Linked DNA regions of Mus musculus: region 1 is linked to region 2. The links are chromatin contacts, found by POLR2A ChIA-PET in ENCODE. All regions are on one chromosome and are shown on one strand. The core of a region is the stretch at or near the end of the contact, and the rest is flanking DNA. Distances in the headings are between cores, read along the strand shown.

The links. ChIA-PET counts read pairs that join two places held with the same protein, here RNA polymerase II (POLR2A).
Region 1: POLR2A ChIA-PET joins it to region 2 with 15 read pairs in Patski. The contact joins the promoter of Homer3 here to the promoter of Slc25a42 in region 2. POLR2A ChIA-PET finds 5 or more read pairs at or near these places in 3 of 5 experiments (Patski and embryonic stem cell).

Annotation. Positions count from the first base shown.
Region 1 is chr8:70,280,858-70,285,224 of GRCm38, reverse strand. Homer3 (homer scaffolding protein 3) reads right to left here and starts at 2,226. Exons shown (of 10, transcript NM_001146153.1): 1 at 2,125-2,226.
Region 2 is chr8:70,209,858-70,213,823 of GRCm38, reverse strand. Slc25a42 (solute carrier family 25, member 42) reads left to right here and starts at 1,543. Exons shown (of 8, transcript NM_001007570.2): 1 at 1,543-1,596.

The DNA.
Region 1 (4,367 bases), core at 977-3,476, 71 kb before region 2:
GAAGAAGATTGTGAGTAAGGCTCCAAGGATACTCAGGCCAAGTGGGTCCTCCAGGTGACTTCACAAAACCAGCGAGGCAGGAAAGGAGCAGCTGCTGGTCAGACACCCACTTCCTCAGTCCCAGCCCAGACTGGCCTTGAAATCACTTTGCAGCCAACAGCAACCTTGAACTCTTGATCCTCTGGCCTCCACCTCCTAAATGCTGGGACGGCAGCTTGTGCCATCATTCTTGGTTCATGTGGTGCTGAGGATGGAGCCCAGAGCATCCTGCATCCCATGCAAGCTCTCTATCAACTGAGCTGTAGGCATAAACAAAAGGCCCTGCTTTTGGGAGAAGCCCCCACAACTGGACTGAGTGATCTCTAGATCTCTAGTGTCACCAGAGAGGTGATACAGTGCCACCAAACTGCAAGGGTAGGTAGGATATGGCTTGGAGAATAGCCTGGTTGTTGGCACGCAGGATTATACTCACTGTCCAGGTTACCCACCACTGGGCAAGTGTCCTCCCACAGGAACTGAACATGAGGTCAAGATCAACCGAGTGGAACATCTCATTCATCCCCTCCCATCCAACAGCCCCCCTCTCCTCCCAGAGGGCCTTGCATCAAAATGTGGGACAAAGCTGGATCCGTGGTGAGGCCCTGTGGTTTTATCTATCTGAAAGCCAAGGCGGTTAGATCATGCATCCCAGGAGTTCAAGGCCTCCCTGGTCATCATGGAGGGATAAACCCATCTCAAGGAGTAAAAGTGGAGTGCTTCCAGGGACCTAACAGGAAAATCAGGACCTCGCTGATCCCACAAATGGACCACTTCGGGGCTGAAGAGATGGTTCAGTGGGTAAGAGCACTGACTGCTCTTCCAGAGGTCCTGAGTTCAATTCCCAGCAACCACATAGTGGCTCATAGCCATCTGTAATGGGATTGGATGCCCTGTTCTGATGTGTCTGAAGACAGCTACAGTGTACTTGTATAAATAAAATAAATAACTCTAGGAAGGAAGGGAGGGAGGGAGGGAGGGAGGGAGGGAGAGAGAGAGAGAGGAGAGAGAGAGAGAGAGAGAGAGAGAGAGAGAGAGAGAGAGAGAGAGAGAGAGAGAGAGAGAGAGAGAGAGAGAGAGAGAGAGAGAGGAGAGAGAGAGAAAGGACCACTTAGCCCAGATAACTCTGTGTCTGAGTCTCCAGGGAGCTTACTTAAAAGGAAAAAATGAAAGCCTGGTATGGTGGCACCAGCACTGGGGAGAATGAGGAGACTTTGAAGCCAACCTGGGCTACAGAGTGGGACCATGTCTCAACGCACAGGCACACACACACACACAAGCACGCATTGCACACAGCGGTTCATCCTAGTCCCCACCATGTGAACAGGGAACAGGACCGGGAGAACGGAGCTCCCCAGCCTCCTATGAACGCTTGCACCTGTCATTCTCCTAAGTCCCCCAAATTTCAACTAAGGAGATTGGAGGAGAAGGAGGGTCCTGCGGGTGCGGGAGGTCAAGACCCGGGGTCTGAGGTCAGGGCCCCTCCAAGCTGTCTTGGGAAGCTGCGAAACCTAAGTTCCCATACAGAGGGAGGGTAGGGGGGTTGTCCAGTCAGAGACGCTAATGGAACTGGCGGAGATTGGGGGAAAGGGGTCCCCGAACCCAGGCCCTTCCGGTCGGACCACTCCTGCCTGGACTTGCCACCATCAGGAAAAGTTACTCACTGAGTAGTCACGCGCCTTGGAGCAGAGGCGCGGGGCGGAGAACCGCGATCGCGCGCGGCGGGGACCCTGCCAGGAGCCCCACGCCGGCTTCCCATTTGGCACCGGTTCCCACTCCCTCCAGGGCAGCTCGTGAGGGCAACTACGGGAGCCGCTGACCCGCAACTTCTAAGTGGCGGAGCCTCGCGATGCGGCGTCCCCAACACCCGGACCTCGGCTGAGGAACCCGGTGAAGACGCGCCCCGCGCCCCAGCCAGCACCTGAGCCGGCCCCCTAGCCGGCACCCCAGGATCCCAACCCCTCAGCCTGCACCCCGCAGCTCCTGGGCCCCGCCTCACAGTCCGCAACTTTGGAAACCGTCTGCGTTTCCTGCGCCCCCGACTCCCTGATTGTGCCTCGGAAGCTGGGGTCCCCCTGTCTGGCTCACCCCGCGTCGTCGTCGCTGCAGCCTCCGGCCCGCGCCCTCCGCGCGCCCCGCGCCGCCCGCGCCTTTGTCTGCGCCGCCTCCGGTCCCATCGCGGCCAGTCCCCGCGCCGCCCCGCCTCTGCCCAGCGCCCCCTGCTGGCCAGCTACGGAGGGCGGGGAAGAGGGAGGGGACCCCGAGAGGGAAGAAGAGGAGGGCGGACATGGAGGGGGGAGTTGGGCGGGGTGAAAGGGCAGAGGAAGGGGAGGGCACCAGGAGGTCAAGAGGAGGAACTTCTGAAGGGGGGACCCAGTGGGAGGCAACTGAAGGAAGTGGGGAGGGCGTGGCTTTTGAAGGAGGGGGAGGGGCCCATAAAGTCTGGGGCTGGGATCAGAGGGATTAAGGGCAGGGGCCTAGGATCAGGCAGAGTACTGGACAGAGGGGAGGGATCCAGGAGGGCAGCGGAGAGAGACAGAAGGTGACTGCGGACAAAGACAGCGGGGTGGGGAGAGGGGTGGAAGAGGAGGGTCTGTCTGGATCGGCCTTGGGGCAGAGCATTGGACTGATGGGCTGAAGGCTGAGAAGACAAAAGTGTGGGTGTTAGATGGGTGGTAGCGGGCCAGGGTGTGAAGACAGAGGCAGAAGTCCTGGAGTGTGATCTGGTGACCCAGAGATAGGGAGAAACACGGAAAATGGGTGGACAACGACCCTTCGCTTTCCTGCCTCCTACCAAGGGTGGCCCTGAGTCTTCATGTGGCTTCTTCGAAAAGAAAAAGTTCCTGGACCCTCAGCAACTGAAGCATGAAGACAGCTTGAGCCCAGCTCCCCAAAACGAAGGTGGGGGTGGGACTGCAAATCAGTGTGTAACGCCCTCGTCAAGCGTCTGTGGTGCCCTGGGCTCCATCCTAATTCCCACGAAAAGAACAAGCAGGCAAATCTCTGTGAATTCTAGGCTAGATTGGTCTATATAGTGAGTTCTAAGCCATCTAGGGCCACATAGTGAGACCCTGACTTTCAAAAATAAATTCTGGGAGTAACTAGGTTATTGTTACAGAGTCTTAGGATCCAAGTGTCCTCTTAGTGTTGTCTTCCAATGAAATGGACAAACTCCCTGCAGCTCTGTAGGCTGAGTCCTGCCTCTGTCCACAGCCACAGCAGCCCGCCGAGGATCCTTCAGGGGATCACCTATCTGCCAGTGGGTCCCTAGCCCTGTGGCAAATCCCTTGCTGCACTTTTCTAGAAATTTCTGCAAGGGTTTCCGTGTTCTGGGGACAAATGGCTGTGTCCGAATCAGAGTCTGTGGTTCTCAGCTTTGCATTTCTTATGTCAGATATATATTTTTTTCTCTTCTCAAGCCCTCTGGTGTCTGCTGGGATCTGAGCAGGTGGCTAACTTTCAGTGAAGATATTCTCAGGCCAGGCGAGTTTCTCTCCCTCGCCCTCCCAGGAATGTGCTCCTTTCCAAGGATGTTTGTCACTCCTTGACCTTCCAGGCTGTGTGGTTCTGTTCCCTGCCTCTGACAGCCCAAACTAGACTTCCCGGGGCTCCTGGCCTTCTGCTCATGGATGCTCTGATATATATATTATATGTAGAGGTATTTCCATTCATTTCTGAGTCACAGGCAGGTAGGAGCCCCTGAGCTACCAGCCTCCTTGATATTTATTTGCAGCTGGGGAAAACAAGGTCCTCTCCAACTGCGCCTAACTTTGAGAGGCATGTGCACAGGGAAACTATCTGTCTTTGCTCTTAGGCTCGGAGCCACAGAGCATGTGAACACTGGGAACAAAGACAATACCGTCTGCTGTGTTCAGACTGACTTTCTCCTTATTAGCAACATTTTTTTTTTAAGTATCTGAGCTCAGGGCAGCAGGCTGGAAGCCGGTCCTGGTCTGTCAGGCTCTGAGCTGGCTGCAGAGCTAAGACATGTGGTTATTGGGCAGTGGGGGTGGGAGTGGGGGTGGCTAAGGGCCTAAGCAGGCTTTGTGCTATGTGTGGGCACAGGAAGGAATGTGAGAGCTGAAAGTTCTGAAACAAGGCTTGGCAGGTGCCCATCTTCCCAGGACCTGGGAGGTAGAGAGTTCAAGGTCATCCTCTGCTACAGAGTGAGGTCTGGGCCAGCCTGGGATCCATGAGATACTACATCAAATACAAACAGCGGAGCTGAGCACTCAGAAGGCAGTGGCAAGTGGATCTCTGTGGGTTTAAAGGCCAGCCTGCAAGTTCCAGGCCTGAAAAGAGATCCTGTCTCAAAAAACAAACAAAAGACA
Region 2 (3,966 bases), core at 294-2,793:
TGAATCCCTGCAATTGGGAGGCAGAGGCAGTTAGATCACTGTGTTTTTGAGGCACGTCTAGTCTACATAGTGAGTTCCAGGACAACCCGGGCTCCATAGTGAGACACTGTCTCAAAACAAAAACAAATAAAACAAATGTATTTTCCCCACTTTCAATGTTGATTGATGTCTGGTTTTTAGGAAGAGACATCCCATGTACACAAGCTTGCTTTAATTAATTGCTTGCTTTAATTTTCTTGGCCATGATTTGGGTCGGTGGTCTTTCTCCTTGAATCTGTAGGATTAACATTTACCCATTGAGCCATCTTGCTGGCTCCTTCTGTTTCCACAAAGGGGTCAGGGAGGCAAGATTGAACCTAAGGATTGCTCTGTCCAAGGCTTGAGCAGACTGAGTAACTCAGGTCACTCCGTTCCCCACTGTCTTACTACCCTTTCTGAGGGGGTTCAGAGCTTCAATATACAAATTGAACAGCTAAAGTGCTCTGTAACCTTGGTCAAAGAGCTTGACCTCTCTGTGTTCCCTTTGACATGTGGTTGTATTTATTGTTTGGTTAATTCACCAGTTACCACAAACACAGGGATGTCATAAGATCTCGTAAAGGATAAAGCTTGGACCCAGAGACGTCACTTTCTGAAAGTCAGATCACGTCAGCAGGATTGCACTTTTGCTTCCCATGTTTTGCACATGAACTCAAGTAGCAGAGGAAGGCTGAGTGATCTGAGTTTCTGCCCTTTGTATCATCGGCAGGGGAACAGTAAAGGAGGGACGGGCTGAGAATTAACCAAGAGTGTTTCAACTGTCAAAGTCTAAATTCAGGAAAGAGTAAAGCTTCTGAGCGCCATGGGAACCTGAGGAGTCTGCGCGGAACATACTAGATCATCCAGGGCAGACAAGATAGTTATGGTCTGTACCTAGCGCGCCCACCCCTGGAAGATGCACCGCCTACAGCTTCTGCGATTGGTCCCAGGACCTGTACATCTTTAGTGTCGCAGTCAATCATCGTTGCCCTCCGGGCTACACCCTCCGATCCTCGAGCTTCGCCCTTGCCCAGCGCGCCAGCTTACTCAGAGCGCTGACCTTGCTCTTCAGCGATTGGCTAAGAGGGCTGTTTCCAGGCCCCGCCCCCTCCCTTCAGTTATTGGCCCAAAGCGTTGCTTGTTTTCTGCAGAATCCAATCCTCGCTTCTGTCTCCTTGTGCCCCGAATTCTCAGAAACCAAGAGCCGCCTTTCCTCTTAGCTCCGCCTATACCCCTTGGCAATTGGCCGGAAGCTCTGCCCATTTTCTGCGGGTTCCAATTCTTGAACGCCCCCCACCAGGCCTCTCCGCCTTGTACCCGGTGTAGAACGCTCAGAAGAACCAGGGCCGCCCCTCCATGTAGCCTCGCCCCTTCCTTTAGCGATTGGTTAAAAAGGATGCCCGTCTGTGCCATGCTTACCAATTCTTGCCGTCTCCAGCGCTGATTGGACAGGGCGTGACCAATGGCGGCAGGGCCTGGGCCCCTCCCGGCCTCGAGCTTAGGGCCCGCGCGAGGCGGGGCTGCAGCGGCTGAGGCGGCTGAGGCAGTAGCGGCAGCAGCGGCGACGCGTCCGGGCAGGTGAGCGCGACCCAAGGAGTGCAGGCGCCAAGGGGCGACGCGGGGTGGCGGGGTTCTCGCGGCCCGGGCTGGGAGGAAGCGCGGCATGGGGCCGTTTCGTTGTGACAGCAGTGTCGCGAGCGTGGAGAGGTGACAGATCCCCTCACACACCCTGTGTTTCGCGCGTCCTCGGGGTCCCCACGGCCAGGCCGAACCCTAATTTCACACCGAGCTGCCCTGAGAGTGACAACCCCTGTGAGGCCAAGGTGGCCGCTTACGCACCCAACATGCGTGCCTCGCAGACCTGATCTTCCTCAGCCCGCTGCGTGTCCTTCCTTTGGAACCCGGGTGGACGCTTCGGGTGCAAGCTTCGGGTGCCACCCGGACGCGGCTGCTACACACGTGCACCTGCGTGCCTCTCCCCGTCCCTGTCGCGCAACCATCGCTTCACTCCCAAAGCAAAGTCCACCTAACTTGTGGTTTTAAATTTTTTATTTTCGTCCCCCGTGTAGTGCGAGTGGTGGCTTGGTTTTGGAAACCGTGTTTCACTGTGTAGAGCCAGCTGGTCTGGAACTCACAGAGATCTCCCTGCCCCTGCCTCCCAAGTGCCAGGATTAAAAGTGTGGGGTACCACCTGGTCTGTTATTGCTTTAACAGGGCTTTTAAATTTATTTCTAGCATTTCATTTTATTGTATTTATTTATTGATTAGTTTTGGAGTCAAAGTCTTGCACTGTAACCCAGGTTGTCCTTGAACTTTTATAAAGAGTGCTTGAGGTCAGGTGAGATGGCTCAGCAAACTGAGTTTTTGGGAACTGCCAAAAGTTGTCCTCTGATCTCTACATGGGCTCTGTGGCACACACGTAAATACACACACACACACACACACACACACACACACCACAATATGTATATGTATATGCATATAAAATCACTTCTTGACACAGCATGATGTTATGAGTCATCTGTGCACTGAACAGGTAGAGGTAGGATCAGAAGTTCAAGGTTACCTTGGCTACACACAGTGAATTTGAGTAGCCTGGTCTGTTTAAGACCTTGTTTCACAAAAAGAAAGGAAAGAAAACTAATGAGCAAACAGTGCATAGACGGGAGTGGAGTTGGTAGAGTGCTTGTTTGAAGTTGGGGGTTCCATTCCTAGCACCAGAGAAACCAGGTGTGGGGGTACACACTTATCATCTCAGCAGGGGGATCTGGAGTTCATGTCCAGCCTGGGCTACTCAGAGGCCCTGTCTCAAAGACCAATAACAAACAAAAATCTCAGGGCTGGACAGCTTTTGAGTCATTTCTGGACTTAGAATAATCTCCTCAGCCTGATGCTCAGAGCATCCCAGTTCACCAACCAGAAGTCTGAAGCCCTCAAACGCTGCAGCAGGCTCTGCCTGGCCCCCTTGAGCCTTGTCTGTGAGCCAGCTCCTGTCAAAGGCTGCTTACTGGTGTTTCTGTCTCTTGAGTTAGTGGAGGAAGGGAGCCCCCACCATACTCCACCCCATTCCCAGGCATTTCTCCCAAGTCGTGACTGATGAATCCGGAAATGCTTAGCTGGAAGGGACAGCCCCTAGGTGGCTGCCTGAGCTTGTGTCTCCAGGCTTTGGAGGGTGTGGAGGCAGGCTGGATTGGTGGGCTGCTAAACATCTGGGGCGCTGTTGGTTGCGGTCGGACCAGGCCTTCTCCGTGACCTGCCCGAGTTCCTTGCTGCTGTTCAACAGTAAGGAAATACTTCTCAGAGTTGGGAGAGCTAATGTTTCAACTGCTTAAAGCGTCAGTGCAAAAAGGTGGGGGCCTGAACTGGGGAGGAAGGTTTTTCTGGCAGTTTTTTAGTTCTAAGTCTAATTTCCATGTGTGTAGGAGGACAGTGGCTTTGTTATGAAAAATCAATAAAGGTCTTATTTCCTGTAAGGCTGTCCCAGTGCTGTCACTCTCAGTGGTCTCTCCCTTCACTGAGGATAGTGCCAGAATGTTCCTCCTGCTCATGTCACCTTCAGCTTCTCCTGTGGAAACTGTAGCCTTTGGGACTTTCCATTTGATTTCAAGCAAGGTCATGGGGTACACTCAGTAGTAGAATACTTCCTTAGTATTTTCAAAGCCTTTGGTTTCACCCCAGCCTTGAAAAAGAAAATTATATGTGTATATAATATATGTGTACTTATATATATGGTTATGTGAGCTGTGTGCATGTATGTATGTCTATGAGTTTACTGTATGTGAATAAGGCACACAGACACACAGAGGCCAGGGAAGGATGTCTGGTGTTGCTTCAGCAACCATGCCTGGCTTTTTACGTGGGTGCTGGAGATTTGAACTTGGGTTTTCATGCTTGTCTGCAGCAAGAGCTCTTACCTCCTGAACCATCTGCTCAGCCTCTCTGTACACA